Linked DNA regions of Homo sapiens: region 2 is linked to region 1. A link is a contact called in ENCODE Hi-C or POLR2A ChIA-PET data. All regions are on one chromosome and are shown on one strand. The core of a region is the stretch at or near the end of the contact, and the rest is flanking DNA. Distances in the headings are between cores, read along the strand shown.

Evidence for each region. Hi-C counts contacts between places; a loop is a spot of excess contacts on that map. ChIA-PET counts read pairs that join two places held with the same protein, here RNA polymerase II (POLR2A). Pooled maps may share reads with other maps.
Region 2: a pooled map shows a loop between it and region 1 (5-fold over the local background). The contact joins the enhancer-like site here to the promoter of RIMKLB in region 1. A Hi-C loop is called at or near these places in 21 of 168 maps with a recorded cell type or tissue (A673, CD14-positive monocyte, Caco-2 and 17 more), 25 of 37 single-sample maps with no recorded cell type and 29 of 50 pooled maps. POLR2A ChIA-PET finds 5 or more read pairs at or near these places in 6 of 52 experiments (A673, HEK293, WTC11 and 3 more).

What each region holds. Positions count from the first base shown.
Region 1 is chr12:8,695,252-8,702,800 of GRCh38, reverse strand. RIMKLB (ribosomal modification protein rimK like family member B) reads right to left here and starts at 4,810. Exons shown (of 6, transcript NM_001297776.2): 1 at 4,504-4,810. RefSeq lists silencers at 4,206-4,375, 4,906-5,005 and an enhancer at 4,015-4,981.
Region 2 is chr12:9,020,118-9,027,203 of GRCh38, reverse strand. It overlaps a transcript of KLRG1 not described here. Among named protein-coding and RNA genes, the nearest start is that of KLRG1, 34 kb to the right of the region's middle. Within about 2 kb of position 2,068, at least 3 of the 41 ENCODE cell types and tissues checked have a DNase peak (open chromatin) inside an H3K27ac peak, as active enhancers do.

The DNA of each region.
Region 1 (7,549 bases), core at 3,561-6,060:
ACTCTCAAGCCCAAGGCTTTACAGATATGGCTAACTAAATCACATGTCAAAGGAATAAACTAACAACTGAGAACTCCAAAGCCTCAGGGAAGAATTCCAAGGTTGCTATTTGGGCAACCCTGCCTGACTTTTCAAAATGCAGTTTTCTGATAAAGTATGAAAAATTCAAATACTCCTCAAAATTGGAAAGCACAGTAGTAAGAAATGGTCTGATCTTATACAGCAATTCTATATTCCACTTTAGAGACCTTATTTCTAAATTTATAGGAACGTGAAGCCAAAAGCTAGTATCAGAAGGAAAAAAAAGAAATGTAAGAAGCTGAATACAGAATAAAAGCATTTAAGAAAGGAACAAGTTTGAATCTGTTTTGTCACAACTTGATATAGACACTTTTGAAATAAAAGGTAGTAAAATTAATCAGGCATGTAAATGTTTAAACAGATTTTTGTTTTGCCAGCTCATCAATTCACAAATTAGTACGCATTTCCTAAGAATCCAGTAGACTCCTTCAGACACTGCTCGGATAACTGATAGACAGATAAAAAATACAGAGATTACCAAAATTAGTCTGTAAACTCCATGAAGAAAGAACCGACAACCATTTTATTCCCTGATGTTATCCCCAGTGGGAAATGCATAACCTGACATGTAACACTGACAAGTTATGGAACAGAACATATTTTAATAATCTGCTATATCAAATTGTAAGAGAGTATCAAAAAATCATAGCTATTTTAATATTAAATACCAGGCAAATGGGTGTCCCCATAAGATCTATTTTTTTTTTTTTTATTGAGATGGAGTCTTGCTCTTTGACCCAGACTTGAGTGCAGTGGTACAGTCTAAGCTCACTGCAACCTCTGCCTCCAGGGTTAATGCAATTCTCCTGCCTCAGCCCCCCCGAGTAGCTGAGATTACAGACGCACACCACCACACCTGGCTAATTTTTGTATTTTTAGTAGAGATGGGGTTTTGCCATTTTGGCCAGGCTGGTCTCAAACTCCTGACCTCAAGTGATCCGCCTGCCTCAGCCTCCCAAAGTGCTGGGATTACAGGTGTGAGCCACCGCACCTGGCCCCTGTAAAATCTAAATGTAGCTATCCAAAATTCCTAATTAATGTTTTCGGGTTCTCTTAAAAAAAAAAAAAAAAAGAGATCAGGCCTGTGCTTACTTCCCATAACGGTCATATAACTGATCCAGAAATGATTAGCTTTGTTAACAAAGTTAGAAAAAAAACAAAAACATAATTTCAGAAAGAAGAAAAAAGATATAAACAGATGGGTTCCATGCAGACCAGCCTCTAGGGGAGTAGAGCTGGCTAGCTCTGTGGCTTTTGTCCTCCAAGCCAATTTTGAGAGGGGAAAAAAAAAACACTGAAAAAGAAAACATTAAAAATAACACCATGGCATTAGTTACCATGAAGCCAGAAAGTCAGTACTTTTCTACAAACCTAACATGTACACAGATACATATGGCATATAAATCTAAAATGTATTACGTAGATACTTTTGGAGGTACTATCTTATTTAACAATCCCTCATATGACAAGCAGAAAATTCCGAGACAATTAAGAGACAATTTCCAACATCTGTACGTAATCTCCCTACTCAACCTCTTGAAACAACTGCACATATCAGCACAGCTAACATTTAAAAATAATACTTTTTTCACTATCGCAGTCTCCTCCTCCCTCAGATTCTAATAACGTATTACAGTTTCTTTTTTCTTTTTTTTTGAGACAGTCTTGCTCTGTTGCCCAAGCTGGAGTGCAGTGATAAAATTTCGGCTCACCGCAACCTCCACCTCCCAGGTTCAAGCGATTCTTGTGCCTCAGCCTCCTGAGTAGCTGTGACTACAGGTGTGCGTCACCATGCCCAGCTACTTTTTATATTTTTCACAGAGACAGGGTTTCGCCATGTTGGCCAGGCTGGTTTCAAACTCCTGACCTCAAGTGATCAGCTTGCCTCATCCTCCCAAAGTGCTGGGATTACAGGTGTGAGCCACTGCGCCAGGCCACATAATTACAATTTCTAGAGGCTCTTTTCTCATTTGCTTGTGACTTAATCCCACTTGCAGAATACTCTTTGTAAACTAATCTGCCATAAAACAAAGTCTTTCTATGAATGTATATCACTGAAGCGCCCCCAAAACAGTTGTCAGCAAGCAACATACAATAAAACTCACCCTCCTTACTTTATGTTTGGTTCTCTCTCTTCACATGTTGTTCGTGGGTATAGAAGTTCTTCCTCCACCCATTTTCACTCAGTTTATGTCTCTATGCCTGCTCCCCAGAGGAAGATGATAAAAGCTACTCCTGCTTCCCAAAGTGTGGAACAACTGGCTCTGCTCTGTCCCCTTTCCCCATCCCCTACTAGTGTTCATGGTTGGTCAGTCTTTCAGCTCATAGAGAGGGGAGCTTTGAGAAATAAATCTAGTGACTTACCCCAGCAGCAAATCCTAGGTGGATACAAATTGTGAAAAGGGTAATTGGGAGATATTTTAAAAGAGATGTTTCTCCATGTGCCACAACAAACCAATGCCTGAAGCTGGGTTCGTGTTCACTGGTCAAATAATGTCCACTTTAGTGTGTTTCTTCACAGTATGACTGAGAAGGGGTGGAAGATTTAGAAGAGTTTACTGGTAATTTCCCTCTGGAGAGGAAAAGGGGCCTGAATGACAAGGGAAAAAAGAAGGGGCTAATTTATTGTCACTCTCCCTGCTACTCCTAGATACTACTACTGACAAAAGTATATTAAACAGGGATTCTAAGAAAACATGGGCAAAATAAGAAAGCTATCCACTAGAAACTAAGATAAGTAGAATTTTAGCTGGTAGCCAACCGGCTAAAGATTAAACGCTCAGTTCCTTACCCCCTGCGGGGGGGCAAGGCAGGAAGAGAAAAGTGGCTCTTGACCGAGTGGAGGATTGTCTGTGACTGAATTTGCTGTTCCCCTTCTTGGCTCTGTTCTCAGAATCACAGACTGCCCCCCTCCCTGACAAGCAGACTCCAGCACCTGGTAGGGGTAAGAGAAGACAAGAGAGAAAAAAGGGAGACAGAGAAAGATAAAAAACATCAACAGCCATGTTGCCAAACTAACAACTAAATCAATGACATGAAAGAAGGAAATTAACAGCACTAACCAAGATAGAAAAGAATAAAATAGGATTACCTCAAGACAAAATAGGCCTCCTCCCCTTTGACACACTAACCAAATAAAACAGTAACCATTGGAAAAGAAATTTAACTATGATTATTTTTAAAATTAGAGGGTTGCATACTAAAATTTAGGAAATAAATGTTAAATCTCTGAGACCGGAATTTCAGAGAGTGTTTTATTCCAAATGAATATCTTAAAAGTATTCTCATAATTGCTTTTAAGAAATCATTTTTTAAAATAGAAGAAATGACCTTTAAGGTACCCAATATTGTGAAAGTAACAAAAATGAGATTTAAAAACATTTCAATTTAAATGGTTATAGTTAATAATTAAGAACACCCATAAATATAATGAACATACCAAGCCCACAAAAAAAAATCTGCATAGTAGGCTGCCCATATACTTTCTATACCTATTTAGAGTTGAACCTAACTCCACAAAGATGTGGTAACAATATATATAACTAATGGGAAAATGACAGCATACTGAAAGAATTTACATAGCAGTTGCATTGAGCATGGTTAGTGCAATAACCCCTCACAGAACAGAATTACCACCCCATCGCTATTCGCCAATACAAATGGGATAAAACAGTGAAATAACAAATGTGTGATCAGAGATAAGGACATATTAATAAGGGGAGATTGAAATTATTACCACTCTGGTTTGGGTTTTTTTTGGGGGGGGGTGAGGGGCAAGTAGTGTAATATTTACATCATGCTCAAATTTTTAAAGAATCAAAACTGGACAAGCAATTATTTGGTCATCCCCTTCTCATTCAGAGACTGTCAAAGGAAAAGATGGAATGACTGTCACACTCTCTAAAATTTACACGTAAGGAGGAAAACGTGGAATCGAATACAGTAGCTGCGGGACCGCACCACGTGATCCTCCTCCCGCGGTCGCTCCATAGAATTTGTGGGAAGGGGGGGGAGGGGGAGTGTCGCCGCAATCCCGAGGACAGGTCAGCAGCCCGCGGGTCCGACTCCAGCCGGCGTTCCCGGGGTTACCACACCCCCTCGCCGGCGGGGAAACCATACTCCTTACACGCCCGAAGTCGCCGCCCCCTCGACACGGCTCGCCCGGTCGCACGCACACGCCACGGGCCGGCGCCTCCCGGCACACGCGCGAAGGCCGGGCCCCGCCTCGCTCCCCACCGACTCCGCGGAGCGGCGACCACCGGCCTCAACTAGCCCCGGACCCCGGGCGCGCTCGGGCCGGTCCCCTCCCCGGCCCAGCCCCCGCTAATCGGGGGATCCATTCCGCTGAACTCGCCCACTCGGGAGGGCGCGCCTTCGCCTCACTGCTCTACACCCGAGGGCAACAGCGGTCGTACCGCTCACCTGGGTCGGGGGGCTCCTCCCTCGCTCTCGGCCGACTGAGCCGGGCTGGGGCCTTCGAGGAAGCGCGGGCCGCCGGGCGGCTGGAAGTGGGGGAAGGAGAGGAGGGGGAGGGGGTCGGGATACCGGGAGCCGCCTCCTTTCTCCTCCGCCGACTGCGGCTCCCGCAGGCTGGCCGGGCGTCCTCGCACACTCGCCCAGTTTCTCACAGCCTCGCGTCCCGTCAGCTTCTCCCTCACCCCACTCCCACACACTCTCACTCCCACACACTCACACCCGGCCGCTCCTCGTTCCCTCACTCGCCTGCCGCGCGCGCGCGCGACCCCGCTCACACACAGCGCGCGCGACGCCGGCGGAGACCGCCCCGCTCCCTCAGACCGAACGCCGCCCGCCCGCTTGCTGAGGAGCGGCGCGCGCCCCGGCCCCGCCCTCCTGGCGCCGCGGCGCGGCGGGCGGGGGGCGGCGGCCGGAGGAGCTGGGGGCCGGGCCAGCGCGCCGAGCACTGCCGAGCGGATCTGACACCTGCGTCGAGAGCCGCCCTCCCAGCTCCTCGCCCGCACCCGAGCCATCGCTGGCCTCGGGGGAAGAGAGGCGATGGATCGCGCGCGGGGAGCGAAAAGGGAGCGCGAGGGCGCTCCGAGGACGCGCCTCCCCACCCGCCCCCAAACCGTCTTCACTGAGAAAGGGAAACGGATGGGGGGGGTGGGGGGCGAGGTTTGCTCCCAACTCGAAACCGCGAGATTAGTCCCTTCCGTTGTACGCCCTCCCCGCCCTCACATTCCCTGCTTAGGCCCCATCAATCTGCGCCTGGAACCCCGACACGAGCCCCCTACCCCCTCGGGCGCAGGGTCCTGCCGGCATCCCGACGCCTCCCGCCCAGCCCTTCCGCCGGCCGCCGCCCGGAGTCTCCGCTTACGGTGGTTCCTCCCTCCGGTAGGCAAAGATATGGAGACAAAGATCATTCATACCTAGAAGGTCTTTATCCGGGACTGGAGTAAAGACAGTACCTCTGTATATTGAGAGGCAAATTTAAAACCACATGATAAATTTCCTGGCTGAAGCGGGTTTGGAGATACAGGCGGGGTGGATAGCGCCAGCTCTGCCCCCTAGAAACCGGCGTAAACCTTGGACAAGTTAGTTGCTACGCTTCCTCTGAGCCTTTGTTGTGAAAAGATAAAAGAGTACAGTCCGGAGTCGTTGTGAGAATGAAATGAGATATTTTAAGAGCATTTTGTAAATTCTAAAACTATGTATAAAAAATAAAAGTATAGCCCAAAGGAGGCTAAGAATATGAATGTTCAACTACGCTATTACATTTTCTTAAGGAGAAAAAAAAAGGGCTACAGACGACCTCCCAGGTTTACATGGAAGATTCACTTCCAAATAACTTCAGTCACCAGAGACACCAGGTGTGAGGTACGGTAATGTGCTCACCAGTTTGCCTTCTTGCTGGTCTCAGCCCTGTCTCAGTGACCTCAGCCAACAACTTTTCACTGCTCCTCTCCCAGTCAATTGACAATATAATTTCATTTTCTGCTTTTAAAAAATTTTTTGACTAATTTCCTTCAGCGTCTCGAGAGTCCTTTAAAAGATGTAGCATAACCCAGGGTGGTAACTTCTGGATCCAGACTGCCCGGATTGGATTTATGGTTCCACTCCCTATGTGAACCTCTGCAGTAACTTAACCTCTCTGTATCTTTATCTGCTGAGCTGTAAAAGTGAGGATAAAAATAGTCACCTACTTCATGGAGTTGTCATAAGGAGTAAATGAGTTAATAAGTATATAATATTTAACAGCTGACACAGATCAAGTGCTGTTCAAAGTGTTTAGTGCTATTATAATGTTAGGTCAGTGAGAGTAACCTAGGATAGGCGTCTAGTTGGTTTACAAAATTTAGAGGAACAAACGCCCTATAAGATAGATACACTATCTTGAGAACAAAGGGGATAAGGTCTACAGAACTAAATTGTTGCTATTTACTTCCACTCTGATATTCAGCCCCCTGGGACATAAAGTATATTCAACTCCAAGACCAAGAGAAGCATTTTGTGATCAAGGGAAGCTTGAGCACAGAGATACTAACACTGAAAATCTGACAAAATAAACACAGTGAAATTGACACAGGGAAAAAAATGTACAGAGGATCAATAATAATATTTAATTAACCTATTCCTTCAGTCCCACTCTTAAGGAATCCAATTCGTGGTAACTGCATCCCCAGAAAAAGTGGGTTGTACTGGTGAAACTGAGGATAGGAAGTATGACTATTAACTCACTTGCCACTTGCCCTTAAAAGTTGTTATTCAGGGCAGGGCGCGGTGGCTCACGCCTGTAATCCCAGCACTTTGGGAGGCTGAGGCAGGCGAATCACCTGAGGTCGGGAGTTTTGGACCAGCCTGACCAGCATAGAGAAACCTTGTCTCTACTAAAAATACAAAATTAGCCAGGCGTGATAGCGCACGCCTGTAATCCCAGCTACTCAGGAGGCTGAGGCAGGAGAATCGCTTGAACCTGGGAGGTGGAGGTTTCAGGCCGAGATGGTGCCATTGCACTCCAGCCTGGGCAACAAGAGCAAAACTCTGTCTCAAAAAAAAAAAAAAAAAAAGTTGCTATTCAATTTATTGCTTCTATGTGCCATACACATTCTAAGATATTCTCATGTATGTAACAACGTTGCTTTTGACTTAAGCTAATAGGGAGTAAAACAAAGCTCAGGAGGGTATTTAAAAAAAGCCAATGATAAGGCTTAAACACATTACCATTATCATGATATTGTTAAGATAATGTTTATGTGAGTAATGATCAAATTCATACATCATACTTTTTATATGAAGTAATAAGGGGGCAAAAATTATTTACACCATTTCCATATTGGAAACCCAAGGTTCAGAAAGGCTGTACATACATTCAGTCATAATCTTTGAGAATTCATGGTTGATATGTTTAGGCGGCTGTGGACTCACATCTCCTTTGGGTAGCAACACCTGCTCAAAAATATTTTAAGTAGTTTTTCTTGACATAATCATGCACCACACATTTTTAACCAGT
Region 2 (7,086 bases), core at 819-3,318, 330 kb before region 1:
GTCTCTTTTAAAAAAGAAAAAGAAAATAGATTTTAAGTGTTCTCACCTCACACACACAAATATGTGAAGTAATGCATATGTTAATTAGCTTATTTACCCATTCCACAATGTATATATATATTTCAAAACAACATGTTGTACATTGTAATATATACAATTTTTATTTGTCAATTAAAAAAAAAAAGCCAGCCACAGTGATGCACACCTGTGGTCCCAGCTACTCAGGAGGTTGAGGCAGGAGCATCACTTGAGCACAAGAGGTCGAGGCTACAGTGAGCCATGATTACACCACGGTACTCCAGCCTGGGCAAAAAAGTGAGCACCTGTCTCTAAAATACACAGACACACACACGATTTTTTTAAAACTTAAAATGTATGAATAGAAGGAAAAAAACACTCCATAATGTTTTAAGAAAACAAATAATATAAAATATTTGCAACACATATGACTGACAAATAAGCAGGTGGCATGTGCCTCAAAGAGTGCCTACATATTGATAAGAAAAAAGACAAAAAAAGAAAAAAAGAAAAAAACCCTGATAGAGTGAATAGCCAAAGGATATAAACATGTAACTCAGAGGAAATACAAATAACTAACTTACTTGAGAAGATGCTCAAAGCCACTAATAGTGTGGAAAGCACAAATGATGACAAAGCTATAACATCCTTCTTCCCCCACAAAAATAGTAATAATAATAATTAGCCAGAATTTAAAACATTGAGAACACATGGAGCTGAGAAGGACCTAGGACTAGTACCCTCATCTGTTGCCAGTGGCAGTAAAACTGCTTCAGTCTTTTTGGAAAGTAATCCAGTGGTATCTATTAACATTTTTGTTTTGGCATACGTTTTTGGCTCATGCTTTCAAAACATGAGAAAACAGAATACATGTACAAAAATGTTCACTGTGGTGTTTTATTTCATCTCCTACACTATTATTCCCAAATCTTTTCCTATACATGTCCCTCACTTCAGGGACCCTATTATTTGGGTTTCTTGCCTACTTCTGGCTACTTCTCTTTTCTGACACCTTTTCTCTTCCCCTGAAACCATTCTGTAACATCCTCTCCCTCCATCCTTCTTGCTATTTGATTTCTCTGTTATTATGACAAATCCCATGTAGGCTGCTGCCAAAAACCGTGCAATAGTACAGATTGAAATCACTGAAAATGTTCGGCCCCCTGCCTCACCCAAGCTCGCAGGGCTGCCCAGCAATGTCGTGTCTCTAGGCAGATGCCTCTCTTTCCCCTTTGTGATTATTCAAAAATTCTGCTGTCCATAGACCCCCAAACCTATTATTTCCTCTCTCCTTCTTAGTATATGACCTTGTCTTTGATTTCACTGAGAAAATGAAGTTCACCAGGTAATAACAGTTTACTTCCCTATCACTTGTAATAAACCCATCAGAATCCTCACCCATCTTTCCTTCTTCCATGGGGAAGGGGCACTCTTTCTACCCAAGGTTACTTCTTCCAGTTGTCCAGTCAGCTTCATATTCATCCACTGACTCAAGAATCTTGGTCTATAAAGCATCCTCTCTCACATGCATATTTTTTGGGTTTTTTTTGAGATGAAGTCTCACTCTGTCATCCAGGCTGGAGTGCAGTCGCACGATCTCGGCTCACTGCAAACTCCACCTCCTGGGTTCAAGTGATTCTCGTGCCTCACTCTCCTGAGTAGCTGGGACTACAGGCATGTGCTAACGTGCTCAGCTAATTTTTGTATTTTTAGTAGAGACGGGGTTTCACCATGTTGGCCAGACTGATCTCAAACTCCTGGCCTCAAGTGATCTGCCTGCCTCGGCCTCCCAAAGTGCTGAGATTACAGGCATGAACCACTGTACCCAGCCACACCCACATGCATTTTTAATCTCTCCCTTTCAACATAATTTTGTTACCTCAAGTTACAAAATGTGTTACTGTCTTCTATCTGTATTTTAAGATCTATTGACCCGACATATGACTCTACTTAGATATTATCTCTTTCCTTCCTGTCTTAACCAGACTTCAAACCATCTAAACTCATTGTTTCCATTTCCTTACCTTGTATGATCAGCCTGCTGAAATTTCACCTGTCACCACCACACCAGTGAAGAATGATAAACATGACCTTCATATTGCCATTTCCATTGAATACTCTCCTCTCATTATGTTACTTTACAACTCTTTGGCATTTTGTTCTAGTAAGTGCTCCCTCCCCCTTGAAAACCACTTCTTCTTTAGCTTTTACCACATCATTTTTATGCTCTTTCCTCTGTGCCACCAGTTTTCTTCCCTCTTCTTTACTTCCTTTCCCTTCTCAGTGCTAATATAGAAATAAAGACTTTACTATCACCAAAACTTTGCCCTGTGAGAGCATTACTAGCAAGGGAAAGATGTGTATTGTAGATGTTCCAGTGTGAAGAATATGAAAGACCTCCTTCTAGGTAAAAACCCCTCATTATCCTTCAAAAATGGAACCAGGGGTGAAGTCATCATAATCATGAAGAGCCTGGGGTTCACCTTATCTCTGCCTTGTGAGGGTATAAAGAAATAGGCACCCAAATTTATACATCGCTGGAGAGTTTACATTGGTGGGGCCATTTAAAGCTATCTTATAAAATTTAAAATGCATATTGCCATTAACTCAGTGATTTCCCCCATTATATTCACACATACGCAAAATGTATGAAAAGAACATTTATCTAAAATCTGTAGTAAAACCCTCAGGACCAAGAACAGATAAAACAATTTTTAAAAAGAAAAACAAAGTTGGAGAACTATACTACGCTATATTCTTACTTATAGACTTACTATAAAATTACAGTGGGGTAGAAGTGACAGGATAGATATATTTTAAAAAGGAACAGAAGAGAATGCAGAAATAAACCCATGTGTTGGCCAGGCACGGTGGCTCACACCTGTAATCCCAGCACCTTGGAAGGCTGAGGTGGGCGGATCACCTGAGGTCAGGAGTTTGAGACTAGCCCGGCCAACATAGTGACCCCTGTCTCTATTAAAAATACAAAAATTAGCCAGGCATGGTGGTGCACACCTGTGATCCCAGCTACTCAGGAGGATAAGGCAGGAGAATCACTTGAACCTGGGAGGAGGAGGTTGCAGTAAGCTGAGATCACCCACTGCACTCCAGCCTGGGCAATAGAGAGAGACTCTGGCTCAAAAAAAAAAAAAAAAAAAAAAAAAAAATCCATGTGTTCACGATCAATTGATTTTCAACATAGGTGCCAAAAGAATTCAATGGAAAAAGGATACTTATTTAAATAAATGGTTCTAAAATAATTGGGCATTTATAAGAAAAAAAAAACCTCAACCTATATCTCACACCATGTATAAAAGTTATATAAAAACAGGCTGGATACTGTGGCTCATGCCTGTAATCCCAGCAGCCCAGGAGGCCAAGACTAGAGGATCACTTAAGGCCAGGAGATCAAGACAAGTCTGAGCAACAGGGTGAAACCCCATCTCTACAAAATTTTTTTTAATTGGCCAGGCATGGTGGCATTCACCTGTGGTTCCAGCTAGCTGTGAGGCTGAGGCAAGAGGATTTTGAGCCCAGGAGTTTAAGACTACAGTGAACTATGATGGTGCCACTGCACTCCAGCCTGGGTGATAGAGCAAGACCATCTCTTAAAAAAAAAAAGGAAAAAAAAGTTAAATAGAAATACATTACCGACCTAAATGTAAAACCTAAAATTATAAAATTTCTAGAAGAATTCATTAAGGCAACCTTTGTGGCCTTGGACTAGGCAAAGATTTCCTTAACAACATACAAAAAGAATAAGCTATAATGCAAAAGATTGAATAGGAAAAAAAACACCAAAATCTGTTTCTCCCATACTATACTCTCACAACAAAATGCTTTTGTGACCAAATGTGTAGGGATTTTTCCCCACATGCCAAGCAAGCAATCGATTCTGCAGTGAATTCTCCAGAGGTCAGCAGCTAAGTGTCCTCTAACTCAATTCAATTCCGATACTATCTACCTGGAGATACCATCAGATCCCAAAAGGTCAGGGCTCAGCCTGACAAGACTGTCTCCCACTTCCAATGCCAGTCACAAGCACAGGATGTGGCCTGAGTTTCTGACTGACTGGCTCTAAATCTAGGTATCCTTGACACCCTCCTCAGGTCCAATTTGCTGGATGGCTCACAGAACTCAGGAAAACACTTAACATTTACTCATTTGTTTTAAAGAATATTACAAAAGATACAGATGAACGGCCAAATGGAAGAGATGCATGGGGTAAGGCATGTGAGAAGGGGCACAGATTTTCCAGGCCCCACACAGGTGCACCACCTGCAAGAAACCACCACCTGTTCAGCTGTCCAGAAGCTCTTGGAACAAGTTCTTTTGGGTTTTTATGGAAGCTTCATTACATAGGCATAATTGATTACATCATTGGCCATCATTGATGGCCATTGATCAACTCAACCTTCAACATCCCTGGAGTTGAGGAGTGGCACACGTAGGCATATATTACAGAGGCATAATTGATTACATCATTGGCCATCATTAATGGCCATTGATCAACTCAACCTTCAACATCCCTGGAGTTGAGGGGTGGGGCTAAAAATCCCAGCCCTCTGATCATGCCTTGGTCTTATTGGTGACCACCCCCGATCCTAAAACTATCTAGGAGCCTCCAGCCACCAGTCATTCATGAGCATACATAAGACACTCTTACCACTCCGGAGATCCCAAGGATTTTAGAAGCTATATGTCAGGAAATGGGAGGAAGACCAAATATATACAGTCATGCACACATAACAATGAACCATATATACATAACAATGTTTCTGTCAACAAAGAACCATGTATACACTGTGTTCCCATAAGACTGTAATGGAGTTGAAAAATTTCTATTGCCTCGTGATTCCATGAAGTCGTAGCTCAAGACACTGCACAAACACTCAGGTATTTGTGGTGAGGCAGGTGCAAACAAACTCACTGTGCTGCCAGTCACGTAAAAGTATAGCACATACAATTATGTACAGTACATGATACTTCATAATGATAATAAACAACTGTTATTGTTTATGTATTTAGTATACTTTTGGTTTTTTAGAGATGGGGTCTGGCTATGTTGCCCAGACTGGAATGTGGTGGCTATTCACAGGCACAATCATATCACTCAACAGCCAGCCTCAACCTCCTGGGCCCAAGGGATCCTTCCATCTCAGCCTCCCAAGTAGCCAGGATTACAGGCACATGCCATGGCACCCAGCTATTTCTTATATTTTTAATCATTATCTTAGAGTCTATTCCTTCTACTTATTAAGAAAAAAAAATAGTTATCTGTAAAACAGCCTCAGGCAGGTCCTTTAGGAGGTGTTGCAGAAGAAGGCATTGTTATAATAGCAGGTGTCAGCTCCATGCCTTACTTCCGAAGAAGGCCTTCCAGTGGGACAAGATGTGGAGGTGGAAGACAGTGATACTGATGATCCTGACCCTGTGTAGCCCGAGGCTAATGTGCATGCTTATGTCTTGTTTTTTAAAAAAAAGTTTAAAAATTAAAAATAGTTTTAAAATAGAAAAAAGCTTATAGAATAAGGATATAAAGAAAAATATTTTGTACAACTGCACAATGTGTTTGTATTTTAAGCTAAGTGTATCACAAAAAGAGTAAAAAAAAAAAATTAGCTGGGTATGGTGGCGTGCGCCTGTAGGCCCAGCTACTCGGGAGGCTGAGGCGTGAGAATCGCTTGAACCCAGGAGGCGGAGGTCACAGTGAGCTGAGATCATGCCACTGCACTCCAGTCTAGGTGACAAAGCAAAACTGTGTCTCAAAAAAAAAAAAAAAGAGTAAAAAAGTTTTTAAAAATGTAAATGTAAAAGTTTATAAAGTAAACAAGTTACAGTAAGCTAAGGTTATTTCATTATTTCATTTACTGTAGCTTAAACGTACAATATTTATAAAGTCTATAGTAATGTGGAGTAATGCCCTAGGCCTTTACATTAACTTACCGATTGGTCATTCAGGGCAACTTCCAGTCTGCAAGTTCCATTCATGGTAAGTGTCATATACCGGTGTACCGTTTTTTATCTTTTATACTGTAATCTGCAAGCTCCATTCATGGTAAGTGTCATATGCAGGTGTACCATTTTTTATCTTTTATACTGTATTTTACTGTATTTTTTCTATGCTTGGATGTGTTTAAATACATAAATACTTGCCATTGTGTTACAATTGTCCACAGTATTTAGTACAGTAACTTGCTGTGCAGGTTTGCAGCCTAAGAGCAATAGGCTGTCCCATATAGCCCAGGTATGTAGTAGGCTCTTCCATCTAGGTTTGTGTAAGTACATTCTATGATGTTGCCACGATGATGAATTTGCCTAACGATGCATTTCTCAGAAGGCATCCTTGTTTTCAACTAATACATAACTATACATCTACCATATGATCCAGCCATGCCACTTCCTAGGCATTTAGCCAAGAAAAAAGAAAGACTATGTCCATTCAAAGATTCGTATCCAAATGTTCATAACAGCTTTATTTTTAATAGCCAAAAGCTGGAAACAACTTAAACGTCCATCAAAGAGTAAATGGATAAATTAATTGCGGTAAATCCACACAGTAGAATATTAGCAATAAAAAAGAGTAAAATATTGATGCAAACAACAACATGGATGAATCTCAGAATAATTATGCTGAGTGAAAGAAGCCAGAAAAAAAAGTACATACTATATGATTCTATAAAACTCTATGTACTGTAAAACTCTAGAAGATGCTGTCTGATATATAGTGACAGAAAGTAGATTGGGAATTCCGGGGGTAATGAGTGTTGAGGGGACAGGGAGGAAAGGGAGAGGAATTATGAAAAGTCATGTGGAAACTTTTGTGAGAAATTGATATATTCACTCTGCTGATTGTGGTGGTGATTTCATGGATATATACACCTATCAAAACTTATCAAATTTTACTCTTTAAATATATCCCACTTATTGTATGTCAATTGTACCTTAATCAAGTTATTTTTTAAAGGAAGAAGTGCCAGGCATTGTGGTTCGTGCCTATAATCCCAGAGACTCAGGAGGCCAAGGCAGGAGGATCACTTGAGCCCAGGAGTTCAAGACCTGGGCAAC